Linked DNA regions of Homo sapiens: regions 1 and 2 are each linked to region 3. Evidence: chromatin contacts called from ENCODE Hi-C or POLR2A ChIA-PET data. All regions are on one chromosome and are shown on one strand. Each heading gives the region's core, a stretch centred on a gene start or an enhancer-like site at or near the end of the contact. The rest is flanking DNA. Distances are from core to core; before and after follow the strand shown. Region 1 holds the start of LINC01934 (long intergenic non-protein coding RNA 1934). Region 2 overlaps LINC01934 (long intergenic non-protein coding RNA 1934). Region 3 has its middle 100 kb from the start of NEUROD1.

The links. Hi-C counts contacts between places; a loop is a spot of excess contacts on that map. ChIA-PET counts read pairs that join two places held with the same protein, here RNA polymerase II (POLR2A). Pooled maps may share reads with other maps.
Region 1: a map with no recorded cell type shows a loop between it and region 3 (8-fold over the local background). The contact joins the promoter of LINC01934 here to the enhancer-like site in region 3. A Hi-C loop is called at or near these places in 3 of 37 single-sample maps with no recorded cell type and 5 of 50 pooled maps. POLR2A ChIA-PET finds 5 or more read pairs at or near these places in 1 of 52 experiments (PC-9).
Region 2: a loop to region 3 is called in a map with no recorded cell type, with 8 times the contacts of the local background. The contact joins two enhancer-like sites. A Hi-C loop is called at or near these places in 1 of 37 single-sample maps with no recorded cell type and 8 of 50 pooled maps. POLR2A ChIA-PET finds 5 or more read pairs at or near these places in 1 of 52 experiments (BJ).

The regions. Positions count from the first base shown.
Region 1 is chr2:181,121,213-181,125,683 of GRCh38, reverse strand. It overlaps LINC01934 (long intergenic non-protein coding RNA 1934), which reads right to left and starts at 1,847. Exons shown (of 5, transcript NR_130784.1): 1 at 1,704-1,847. RefSeq lists an enhancer at 1,481-1,580.
Region 2 is chr2:181,164,025-181,169,054 of GRCh38, reverse strand. All of the region lies in intron 1 of LINC01934 (long intergenic non-protein coding RNA 1934), which reads right to left. Among named protein-coding and RNA genes, the nearest start is that of LINC01934, 43 kb to the right of the region's middle. Within about 2 kb of position 3,639, at least 4 of the 41 ENCODE cell types and tissues checked have a DNase peak (open chromatin) inside an H3K27ac peak, as active enhancers do.
Region 3 is chr2:181,778,175-181,782,555 of GRCh38, reverse strand. No RefSeq gene overlaps it. Among named protein-coding and RNA genes, the nearest start is that of NEUROD1, 100 kb to the right of the region's middle. Within about 2 kb of position 2,340, at least 8 of the 41 ENCODE cell types and tissues checked have a DNase peak (open chromatin) inside an H3K27ac peak, as active enhancers do.

The DNA of each region.
Region 1 (4,471 bases), core at 598-3,097, 660 kb after region 3:
GAGGCCTGTTAAGAGAGGAGCAATCCAGTCAGAAGGAACAGCAAGCAGCAAGCACCCGAGTTCTGAGGGAGAGATACTCAGCGAGACTGGGAACACTTGTGAATGCCACTACAGTAAATGCAGAGTGACAGAAGGGCAGGAAAAGGGACCAGACATATATCTTGCCCAAGGTCCAGGTGATGCAGTGCCTGGTAGGCTATAGAAGGAACTTCAGCAAATGCCACAATAAATATCCACATATATTGCTAGATTCATCTCCAAAAAGGCTATCAGAACTCACATTTCTATGAGCAGTCTACAAACATAGGCAGCCAGGTTCCAAAGTCTATGCAGCAGCTGTTTGTCAGCCGTTTCAGTTTGCTTTTAAAAAACATTTATCTATAACTTGAAAAAGTATTAGGAGAGTGAAATATCTGTATATAAAAGCTACACAAATGCAAATATTCTTGTTAGTTTATCACATCTGTCAAACCCAGAAAGCTCTGTATATTAGACCCATCAGTGGGAAACCAGACAGTTTCACAGTGAAAAAAAATCTCCATCTGAGAAAAATAAAATAAAATTCTGGTATAATCTCTGGTCCAGTTACCTCTGGAGAAATAGTTGACAGGACTAGAACTGGGGACTACAAATTGGCAGTGGCCACACACAGCTATAGGACAGAATAAGTTGCTAAGAGGCCTAACATGTATCATCATGAGATAGAATTTTCTAGGTTGGAAGGAAATGGTCTTTTTAATATGCCAAAATGTTGACTTTCAACTATAATCATAATAAAGCAATTTATATCAATAAAAATACATAAAATGGGTAAAAATAAAAGCTAAAGGAACTTGTTTTAGTTATTATTGTCCAATCTTTTCTTAAAACCTCTGGTTTCATCTTCTTCCACTGACATCTTACATTCTGTGAAGGAGGAAGTAGGGGGGATGGAAACGGCTTTAAAGAAGCACAAAAGGCCTGAAGGTCAATAGGGAGGCAAATACTCAAAGAATGAGAACCGCAGATATCTAATAAAGTCTATGTTGCCTTTTCATGCAAAAGGCATAAGGAATGCTTAATCATCTAATATTTACAATGTAGGAAAAAGCTATTTCACGTTGAAATTTGTAGCATTTTTGGGTGATTATGAAACCCTCATTTAAAATAGCCATGTATCCTCTATTTAGCAAACCAAGACTACAAGAAATCTTAGACATGATATTAATACCCCAAAGTTTAAAACTCCAGATGTGAAGAAAAGCCAGAGAATGCCTGCTGTGTAATAAGGCCTATATCTCTTTGGAATCATGGATTTAATTAAGTTTCAATTTGCATCTTGGGCAAAAAGATAGACTGTTAGAATGAAACAAAAAGAAAGAGGGAAAAAGCCTTCTAAAAAACAAAGTGTCAATAAAATTTTAGTTATATTCTCTAGCCATCATTTGGCTTTTAAAATTCTGATAACATTCCCTCAAAAAACAAAGCATTTCCTTTTGTCTAGACAACATAACCTGCTTCTGTCTCAGATAGGCCACTTGGGAACCCAGGATCTGACTCATTTCCCTCACACCATATATGATTCCATATAAAACAGGGCTATATGTCCCTTCCACAGCCCAAATAGGGATCCCCAAAAGGCGGTGCTTCCTATCATTCTTGGGCCAATGTTTTCACCAAGTTCTGTTTGAAAATGTATTTGTTCCTGTTTTCTTTGCACTTACCTTGTGAGGTCTCATCTCCATGACATCTGACAGTGGCTTTGGGTGTTGCCTAAAGAGAAAGCAGCAAGCAACAGTTACAGAGGTGGTTTCCTGTGGAGCAGGCAACTTAACACAGCTAAGTTCAGGTCATTCTCTGAATACTAAAACTGAGAAGTCAACGATAGTGTAATATCAGATAGCTAAATGTTTTCACTATACCCACACATGTAGTAAAGAATTTAGGCTGCTGAATTTTCTTTAACTACAGGGTTCTGCTTTTCAAAAAAAATGTTTTCAACTTACAAAGACTTTTATAACAGACTGCCTTTTTGAGAAAGGAAAGCCTTCTTTCTTTATATTATCCAGGAACCATTATACGCATCCCATAGAATGTATTGCTGATACTTCTTAGAAGTATCTTCAGAAAAGGGTCTTATCTTATATTTATTATCTTATATTTATTTATATATTTATTATATTATATTATATGTTATATATAAATATATTATATATTTATATAATTATATATTATATATTTATATATAAATAAATATATTATATTATATATTATATAAATATTTATATTTATATATAATGTATATAATATTATTATATATTATATATATTTATTATATATATAATTAATATATAATAAAATTATATATTATATATATTTATTATATATATAATTAATATATAATAAAATTATATATTATATATAAATATATTATATATTTATATAATTATAAATTATATATTATATATAAATAAATATATTATATTATATATTATATATAAATAAATATTTGTATTTATTTATATATAATATATAAAATATTTATATATTATAAATAAATATAAGATATAAAATACCAGTAAAATGTGTTCCTAGGAGTTGAATATATGCATGCATATGGCATTTGCTTGTTTGTTCATTGATTCATTTATTCATTCAATGAATTTACTGAACATATATTGAGTTTCTCTTTTTTGTGCCCTGAGGATATAACCACAAATAAGACATAATCTCTGTCCTCAATAAGTTCATAAAATCTTATGATTTTATGGGAAATCACAAGATGGGAAAAGAAAACTGGACAAATAATTATGAATATTATGTGAGAATTACAACAATAGGAATTTATATAGAATACATTGGGCCTCAAGTGGGGAAACGGGCATTCTAATTAGCGTAAAAGAGCTGATCAAAGGAGTTGATTCTTGAACTGTGGTAAAGAATATTGTGTGGTCATTTTTCATGCAAGGAAGTGCATTCCCAGCTGGGAGTCTAGCATATTCAAAGATCCAGAGGCACAAAACAATATAGCACTTTCTGGTAACTGTAGCTAGTTCTATATTGATAGAGTGTAGAGGACTCTAAAAAGGAATAAGACTGAGATATTAGCAAAATGATTTTTAACATCAGGAGGCATTTCTTTCAGAGAACAAAAATAAATAACAAGTATATCCATGAAATACTTCTTGAGAAATATTTTGGTTAAAGATTGAACACTTTGAAGAACAATTAAGTATGAAGCACTTCAATACTTTGGCTCATGTCTGAAAAATACATAGATATTGCATATTTTCACAATGGCAAATATTCAGACTAAGTGCTAACACATGAAGCTGAACTAGATTATAAAATACTAATCTCTTTTGAGGAAACTATATTTTTATGTATCAGAATGGCTTAGAGCCAATAGAAAATTACAGCCTGTATAATAGTGTCTGGCACAGAGTAGGCTCTCAACAAATAGGTGTTGATGGAAATACCACATTGAGGCAGCTTTTGGCAAACAAAGAAATGCTTTGGGCACCAACCCAGGCTCTCCAGCTTAAAACTGTTACTGCTCCTTCTGCAATTAGAGACTTTTTCCCTTGTGATTCATAGAGTTGCATTCATTATATCTCTTTTTGGTCTCTGCTCCTAACTAACCTTCCTCCTAGCTCACACCTACCTAGAGATACCTGAAAATGTTTTCTCTAGGTATGTCTGGGCAGGTTCGAAGGATATAGCTATTATATCATTGGCCTTGGACATACAAACCAAAGAGGCACAGTTGCAGTTGCCAATATTGGTGGCAATTCAAAATGCTCAAATAAAAGGGGAAAAGCAAGAGATCCATGGACAACCACAATAAGAGAAGCAGAGCATCTCCCCCTTATTCTACCTTCTACCATTTGGGTGCATCCAGTTGGGGTAGAGGAGCTATGACAGGGAAAGAGAGAAAAGGGTAACTAAAGAACAGGTATGCTTAGCAGAAGGGGATCTAAGGTACCAATACAAAGTCTTGGGTCAGACCCAAATACCATTTCCAAATGCAAAATGCCCCTCAAGACTCACTGATTTCTCTACCTAGTGCATCACTTCCCAGTATATCACCAACCACTCCAGCTTCCTTCTGGTCCTCTGAAAAGGTTTCTCCTTTTTGTTCTGCAGCTGCTTCACTACTCTATTTTCATCAAAATTGAATCCAAGCACTTAGAAATCATGTGCTGGGTGGGACTTTAGATACTAAATTCAAACCTTTTGTTTCACATTTCAAGAAGCATTAGATAAGAGAAGTTGATCATTTTATTCAAAATTGTATTTCTGGTATGTTAAAGAGATGAACCTCTGTATCCTGACAACTCCTCCGTCCCCAAGTCCAAGGCCATTTTGACTATATCAGGCTATTTCTGCCTCTACTCAACTGGTTAGAAAATTAGTGCGGCTTACTACAGGTTTCACACATGAAACCTGTACTTCTCCCTCTCATTGACTCTTTCCAATAAATCACCAATTG
Region 2 (5,030 bases), core at 2,390-4,889, 610 kb after region 3:
AAACCTTTTGTTTTCTGAATAACTGCAAAATGTTCTTTTTCCCCTTGATTTTTTGGGGGGTTTCTTGTTTGTTTGTTTTGTTTCTTTGTTTGTTTGCTTTGAGACAGGGTCTTGCTCTGTCACCCAGGCTGGAGTACAGTGGCACAATCATGGCTCACTGCAGCCTCAACCTCCCAGGCCCAAGTGATTTTCCCACCTCAGCTTCTCTATTAGTTTGGACCACAGATGTGTACCACCACACCAGGCCAATTTTTTTTTTTTACATTTTATAGAGGCTGGGTTTCACTATATTTTCCAGGCCAGTCTCAAATTCCTGGGCACAATCAATCCTCCCGCCTCAGCCTCCCAAAGTTTGCAAAATACTTTTAATTGGAGAAAACTGAGAAGGCTAAAGTGCTTTTCATTTTATTATATTCCCTTCTCACATTTTAGTGGAGCAAACTCTGGCTTTTAAAATTATTTAAAATGTGAATAAAATACTTCTTAGTTCACTATTTGTTTCTTGTTTATCTCTAAATGTATTTACACTTCAGCAATGATAGATACATCATATGGTCTCTTGTATCTGAGTTAATATATGTAAGTTACAACTAACTTTATCAGTCCACAAATATTCAACAAACCTCTCCAGATTTACCACTATTATTCAAAACACACATCTGATTTCAATAAACTAACAGGTCCTTAGATAAACTATAATTGAAGGGGTAGAAATGAGATGAACTAGTAGAACCAAAGGAGAATTTGGCTTTGATGGTAAGTGAATGGATCCAGACATTAGTCGTGTGGTCAACTCTAGTGTGGTGATGTGGTTTGGCTGTGTCCCCACTCAAATCTCATCTTGAATTGTAGCTCCCATAATTCCCAAGTGTCGCGGGGGTGACCTGCTGAGAGGTAATTGAATCATGGGGGTCGGTCTTTCCCATGCTGCTCTCATGATAATGAATAAGTCTCATGAGATCTGATGGTTTTATAAAGGGCAGTTTCCCTGCACATGCTCTCTTGCCTGCCTCCATGTAAGATGTGACTTTGTTCTTCCTTTGCCTCCCACCATAATTGTGAGGCCTCCCTAGCCATATGAAGCTCTGAGTCCATTAAAACTCTTTTTCTTTATAAATTGCCCAGTCTCAGGTATGTCTTTTTTAGCAGTGTAAGAACAGACTAATACAGTAAATTGTTACTGGTAGAGTGAGGTACTGCTATTAAGATACCTAAAAATGTGGAAGTGACTTTGGAACTAGGTAACAGACAGAGGTTGGAACAGTTTGGAGGGCTCAGAAGAAGATAGGAAAATGTGGGAAAGTTTGTGTCTTCCTAGAGACTTGAAGGGCTCAGAAAATAGGAAGATGTGGGAAAGTTTGGAATTTCCTAGACCCTTGTTGAATGGCTTTGACCAAAATGCTGATAGTGATGTGGACAATTATGTCCAGACTGAGGTGGTCTCAGATGGAGATGAGGAACTTGTTGGGAACTGGAGTAAAGATAACTCTAGATATGCAAAGAGACTGGCAGCATTTTGCCCCTGCACTAGAGATCTGTAGAACTCTGAACTTGAGAGAGATAATTTAGGGCATCTGGCAAAAGAAATTTCTAAGCAGCAAAGGATTCAAGATGTGATTTGGGTGCTGTTGAAAGCATTCAGTGTTATATATTCAAATATATGGTTTGGAATTGGAACTTACATTTAAAAACAAAGCAGAGCATAAAAGTTTGAAAAATTTGTAGGCTGACAATGCAATAGAAAAGAAAAACCCATTTTCTGAGGAGAAATTCAAGCCAGCTACAGAAATTTGCATAAGTAAGGAGAACCCAAATGTTAATTGCCAAGACAATGAGGAAAATGTCTCCAGGACATGTCAGAGGTCTTCACAGTACCTCCTCCTATCACAGGCCCACAGGCCTAGGAAGAAAAATGGTTTCATGGGCAGGGCCCAGGGCCCCCCTGCTGTGTGCAGCCTAGGGACATGGTGCCCTTGTCCCAGCCATTCCAGCTGTGGCTAAAAGGGGCCAAGGTACCGCTGGGCCCATGGCTTTAGAAGGTGCAAGACTGAAGCCTTGGCAGCTTCCAAGTGGTGTTGAGCCTGCAGGTGCACAGAAGTCAAGAATTGAGGTTTGGGAACCTCTGCCTAGATTTCAGAGGATGCATGGAAATGTCCGGATGTCCAGGCAGAGGTGTGATACAGGGACAGAGCCCTCATGGAGAACCTCTGCTAGGGTAGTGGAGAAGGGAAATTTGGGGTTAGAGCCCCCACACAGAGTCCTCACTGGGGCACTGCCTAGTGAAGCTGTGAGAAGAGGGCTACCATCCTCCAGACCTCAGAATGGCAGATCCACTGACAGCTTGCACTGTGTGCCTGGAAAAGCCATAGTCACTCCTTGCCAGCCTGTGAAAGAAGCGGAGCTAGAGGGGGAGTTGTACCCTGTACAGCCACAGGGACAGAGCTGAATAAGTCCTTGGGTGCCTACCTCTTGCATCAGTGTGACCTGGATATGAGACATGGAGTCAAAGAATATCATTTTGGAACTTTAAGTTGTAATGACTGCCCTGTTGGATTTCGGACTTGCATGGGGCCTGTAGCTCCTTTGTTTTGGCCAATTTCTCCAATTTGGAATGAGTATATTCACCCAAAGTGTGTACACCCATTGTATCAGGGAAGTAACTAACTTGCTTTTGATTCTACAGGCTCATAGGCAGAAGGGACTAGCCTTGTCTCAGATGAGACTTTGGACTGTGGACTTTTGAGTTAATGCTGAAATGTGTTAAGACTTTAGGGGACTGTCGAGAAGACACAGTTGTGTTTTGAAATGTGAGGATGTGAGATTTGGGAGGGGCCAGAGGCAAAATCATATGGTTTGGCTTTGTCCCCACCCAAATCTCATCTTGAATTGTAGCTCCCATAATTCCTATATGTCATGGGAGAGACCCAGTGGGAGGTAATTGGATCATAGAGGTGGGTCTTTCCCATGCTGTTCTCATGATAGTGAATAAGTCTCATGAGATCTGATGGCTTTATAAAGGAGAGTTCCCTACATACTCTCTCTTGCCTGCTGCCATGTGAGACATGAATTTGCTCCTCCTTTGCATTCCACCATGATTGTGAGGCCTCCCCAGTCACGTGGAGCTGTGAATCAATTAAACATCTTTCTGTTATAAATTACCCAGTCTTGGTTATGTCTTTATTAGTAGTGTGAGAACATACTAATACATGTGGGGAGTTGGAGGTGGAACGGGGTAAAGAAAGTGAGACAACTCTTCCTCTTCTTCCTCCTCCTTCTCCTCTCCTCTCCCTCCTCCACCACCACATTCTACTTTCTTTTCTTCACAGTTCAAAGGACTTCTGTCCTCAGCAGTTGGGGAAAGCCAAGATACATCTTCTATAGACTATTCTCTACAATTAGCCACAGGCAGTTTGCTACTAACTGTCCCTAAAGACAGATATCTGGCGGTCTCCACTGTAAACTAAATACATTCATGTTTTTAACACAACACAAAATCATGGATATGATCTTAGTAGTTAGGAAACCCCCCTTAAGTTTGTATTAGGACACGTACGTACCCAATACTGAACCATAAACATAAGACCAACTCAGCATCAAGCTTGCCCAGACCGAAGCTGCCTAAGAAAGGGATGACAGACCTAGGGCTGAGAAATGAAACTAACTTCATCACGGTTCCAGAGGATGTGGGTAGAAATCAAAATTAGACCCTCTAAAAAGGGTATGAAGAGGTGAACTCATGCTTGGCCCATTTTAACATCCAAAAACTTTGGGATCCAAAGTAGTAGGCAGCAACAGGAGCTGCTGGCAGTGGCCATCCTGTAGATAGCCAGGTGGTAGCATCCTTTTGAAATATTTTCTTCCTTTATTAAATGATTTTACTCCCACATTCTACAAATATATGTATCTTCAATTCTACATTCCCTATATTTGGGAATTGGAACATAGGTATCTGAGGGTACAATAATAGTTTCTAATTATTTTTCCTCCTGAGAAATTCTTGGTATCTTCCTCTTTTTGCTTTCCCTATGCCCAAACCCTCTCAATTCTTAAACACTCTTCACCAATCTAAGGTTATTTTGACAGACTTGCATGCTGTAACAAGATGTTTCCTCCTCTTGTCAAACCCATGTGTTTTTCATCCTGAGCAATGGCATTTTAAAAAATTATGTTCTTCAACATTATTTGTAAGGTCAGTGTTTCACTTCCCTATTCTTCTTTCTATGCCAGAATTCACAAATGCAGAAAGAGTTTTGTTGTTGTTTTTTAAATTCCACCTGTAAATCCAACCTTTTCAGTTTCTACCTTAGAATTAAAATTTATAAGAAATACATTCTAAATCATTTTCTCAGTGGTATCATTTCTTCTCAGTATATTCACAAAAGCATGAAGAAGTTGATGGGTTGTAAGAATCTTGGTACACCTCGTGACTTACCATGGAAACTATCCAGAACAGGTGGTCTCCAAATATCACCAGGATTTTTTCTCCAGAGCTGACATCAAAAATCACTATTATTCCATAGAATGTGAAAACCTTCTGTTTCATTAAAAGACCACAGTTTATATTTTGTGAGAAGAACCTTATCAAACTCCACAAGCACAGTTTCTTCAAATTTTTCTCTGTGGCATAATATCTACCTTCACTTGCCAAGATTTTAACTCTAATTTGTTTTCATCTGTCTCCTCAAGGTAGTTTATAATTTATTTATAAGGTATTTATAGTTTATTTTGTTTCTGTGTTATGTATGCTAGCATTTTGTCTAGGAGCTCTTCATTCTTCTAAATAAACTGAAGCCAAACCAGACGTTCCTCAAGAGGTTTCTTAAAGTTTTGTTGTGTTTTCCTCTACCATGTAGTAGTAATATTTTTTGCACACCTTTAGTGTATTTGAAAGCACTCTATATTTTTAAGCCTACCTTCTCTCTCAAAAGACTATATATTCTCCCTAGAATACACTATTTATTTTCAAATACACCCATCCACTATCACCACCACTGCACCTAATACATTCATGACATCAACTAGTGATCCAA
Region 3 (4,381 bases), core at 1,091-3,590:
TATTCAACTTACTACAGTGGGAGTAGAAAGGAAAAATTTCATAAGTGAAAAAATATAGATAGAAACATCCTCATTTCCAGTGGCCAAAGCAAGAAAATATTCTGGGGGGAAAATGACAAAACTCATTTATTTCACAGTTTCCACAGTGTTTGTTATCTCAAATTGTATTTTTTTCCTTTGCTCCAAACTTAATAATTTACTGTTCAGTATACAGAAGGACTTTAGAGTAGCACTTTCCAGTTGAAAGTCTTGAATCTCACTTTAAAGCATAACATAAGAACACTGTTACATTGACAGATCTCTGTCAATGTGTAAGTGCTTGCAGAAAACTTTGATTTTTTTCCTCTTGATTGTGTGCTACATATATGTTTATTATATAATTTGTCAAATATGTGTTTATCAGCCCCTATTTGAATCAAGTTCCAAATGAGCAGAACTCAAAGTTTTATTCCATATACAGAAAAAAAAAAAAGTGCATCCCTTGTACAGTTTGATGTGCAACAGATAACCCATTCATCTTGGTTTGCCCAGGATTTTCCTTTTAGCACTAAAAGTTCAATATCCTGAGGACCCCCTCAGTTAGTTAATCACCCCACTGTACAGTTAATTTGCCTTGATGTGCAACATCTCATTATCTCCACCTGCAAGAGAAGTCCTTTCTATCCCTCATCCAGAGCTCCCATTCCTTCCTGATTGCATATCCAGGGATTCGTTAATGCTTAGGAAAATGTTGGAGTCCAGGAAAAGGGAATATTGCCTACCTTGGACTCTGTCAAAGCCCTGATAACAGGGAATGATACTAGTGGCTTAAGAACTTGGCCTTGGAAACTTGTGAGTAAAGGATACAAGCTGATAGCAAACCCCAGCTCCTGTAGCAACCACAGAAACCAAGGTAGCATCCTACTCTATGGAAGCAAATATTCAGGGTGGGGAAGTGCTTCCCATCTTCAGTGATATGTGGGCACATCCTGGTGGATTCCTCCCACAGGGTGGCCATGCCTTGTGAGTTATAGCTCTTTCAAGTTTTGGCTAACTCACTGGTGTTGAACAGTGTAAATTCAGGTTGTATTGTACTTATCTTGCTGGGCACTGCTTTGTTGCTCATTAGCCATGAAAAGTCTTTATGAATGCTGGGTTCTAGGGATCTCACTGGGGAGGAGGCAGGGAGTGAGTGGGCTTAAGAAAGGGGAAGTGCTGCCTATGCCCTAAAGGTTGCCTCAGAACCCTGCACAGGCAAGGCCCACTGTTCCAATGGCTACCACTAGGACTACAGCAGAGCCCTGCCACAGAGGCTCCTAGGGGAAAGGCACCCCCACCTCTGCCACCACAAACAGTGTCATACTCAGCCATGGGTTTTTATTCCCTGCCTGGCAAGAACCCAGGGGATTTATAGCCCTGGTGCTCAGCCTTCTCACAGCTCACAGCCACCTGCTAGGTACTTACTACCTCCTCATGGACCCCAGATCACCATCTTTCCAACTCCTTCCCTCTTCCCAACTTCTTCCCTCTCCTGGGTGGCAACTCCTCTTTAAAAATTGAGCTTTCTTTCCTTATATCTGTCATCTTAAAGGAAGCCACCTTGGTGATTGGCTGGTGATTTCCTGTTTCCATTCATATTGTGACTTATTGCTAAATCATCTCCTAAAGGAAGGAAAGCAAACCTCCAGTTTAATATCTAGCTTTGTGCCCTTTCTTTATAGTATCTTAGTAAATGATTGATAGAAAAACTAGAGTCATGGCTACAAGGAAAACATCAAGATGAGTTCCAGGTGTCTATAACAGAAGAATGGTGTGGTAGTTCTTCCAGGCTTCTATAACAGAAGAAATGGTTCTGTAGGAATGGTACTTTTGTAGTGAAGACATAGGATTCTTTTGCTCCTTCTAGTCATAAACACCCTTGGTTTGGGTCCAAGAACTGATTTCCTTTACACTAAAATACCCTCCTGGGATTGAGTAGAGTCCAAGGCTATGGGTTCATTTACTTGAACAGTACTACTCCTTTGTCTTAGATTCTTGCCATTTTGTCAGAGCTCAGCAGCAGTTAATCTGATGCTATATGCAGCTGCTGTTTGCTTGTTTTTTCTATCCACAGCTTGAGCTATCCATTTGTTTATTTTGGTTCTTTTTAAAAGGCCCTCTTTGTGGTCTTAGCACTGCAAGTAGATGGAGTGGAACAAGGAGTTAATGTGTAAAGTTTTTCATCTTCAGAGAGTTTCATTTCAAACTAATTCTGGGTCACATGTGCACTGAGTTCAGTTTTTGTTTGGATACAATGCTGCAGCTTGGAGAGAAAGAACAGGAAGTGGGACATTCCAGCCCCCAGGCAGCAGCTTCTGCTTGTCAAGCCTTTCTTGACAATAAGGTCACAGACATTTAGTAAAGGCGGCTCTGGGAAGTAATTTACAAATTATGCTAGGAGCAACAACAAAAAAGGTTTATTATTGAACTAGGGATGATATATGCACATTAGCAGAAATCAGGTTTTAAAATAAGTTTAACTCCAATCCATGTATCAGGAGACTGTGCCAATTACAGAGAGAGAAACTTTAGGTGGGAGGGAAACCAAGGCCAGAAGTAGAATCATACTCCCTGCAAATCATCTGCGTGTGCAGAGGACATTAAGGAGGATAAGTAAAACACTCTTTCCAGGTTGTCAAGGCTAGTAACTAGAAAACTGAGGAAAGAGCTGCTCTTAAAGATACAATGAAACCCATTCAAGTTTCAGCCATGAAGTGACCTTGGAGGGCAAGAACAGCCATCAACCCTAGGTTGGTGCTTTCTGAATAAGGAAGCCAACAGGAAGACATAAAGCATGGCTGCAGCTCCTACAGATATAATGTGACAAAACATGCATTCAGGTCAAAGTATGATTGATCACCTTCTGGTCTTTCCTGAAGTCTGGGGTTGACAAGCTCTTAGCATTAAGTAACTGTTTCCTGTTTCTTTCATTCCATCTCTGGGAAGGTCCCAGCATACATTCTATATCATTCCACCCACTGACAAGGAGACCCTGTGTGGGCCTTGATGAACCGGAAATGAGCTCTGACATCTTTCCTGAATTCAGAAGAGGCAGTGCTGTCTTTGGGGAGGAGACTCAAATACCATCTAGGGTCATGATGATGAGTTTGTGGTTAACTTAACATAGCCCAATTTCTCAGTTATGCTAATGGTCAAATTATGGTCAGACTGTCAACATCTTCAAAGAGAAAAGATGGCAGATAATGTACTTTCTCATTGTAAGCATAGTTTATCAGTCTAATGTTCCACAAAGAATCTGCATGTACCTGAATCAAACGTTCTAACCAGGCCAAGAAATCATTCACAGAGTAAAAATGGAAACTGTCAAGTTCATTACAAATCACAGCTGCTTGGGAAATTAGTGAACTCTTATTGATGTCTTTTTTTTTTTTAAGCAAGAAGGGATAATCTGTCAAATGAAATTGTTTATGGATTCAAAATTACCCAGGTCACCAGTTAGTTATTATGCTCAAGATGGTAGCCTATTCTTAAAGGGACACAATATCCTGCTAGTCTCCCAGCACATTGTGTTATTAGTAATGCCATTTGTGTTTGAGCTAGGAGGAAATCCAATGTCAAATGAAAAGGGTTTCTCCTTTTCATGAATTAGCCTTTCTTTAGCCACGCCATCAAAAAAGTGAGGACACTGCTAATTTCCCAAATCTTTTCCAGGCTGGCACCGAATGGATTCAAGTAAATCACTGAATGCCTTTATCTCTGAGTGACTCATGCTGTTCAGAGCCAGCTTTATGGGTTTGAAACCCAGCTAAGCTCTCACTGCCTCCTTTGTCTTTTTACATAGCACAGCTAGATTTAAGTGAACTCAGAAGTTGTATTTGAACTGTGCAACTCATTAATAGCTATCCCATAAAATTGTGTCTCTCAGTTCATTGGATCTAACTATTATGCTGATATAATCTTTTCTTTGCAATTTAAAATATAATATTGACATACTTCTGGGAAACTATGACTCTATGGTATAACTTTATAATATGGTATGTCCACATAATAATTAACATCTGTTTTATTTTTAAAGGAAAGGTGAAGGTATAAGCCCATTTCTCACCTTCTCTAACTTAATTTTTAAAGATGATAGTATGCAGGAAAGTGCAATTAACCACATTTTACATTTTAATCTAACATCAGGAAAGAGAATTTCATCTAGCCAAGATAAACTTGAGAAAACAGCAAAGAAGGAATTCAGCTAGATGTTTTTATTAAAATAAAATGACAAAATCAAAATATTTTTTCAAATAAGATAAAATCAGCCCTGCCCTTATTAGAAAAGAAACAAAAGGTTCAATTTCATATTAAGGGTGTATATCTCCTTTCCTTAGGAAGATTTCAAGGATTTGGAAACTTC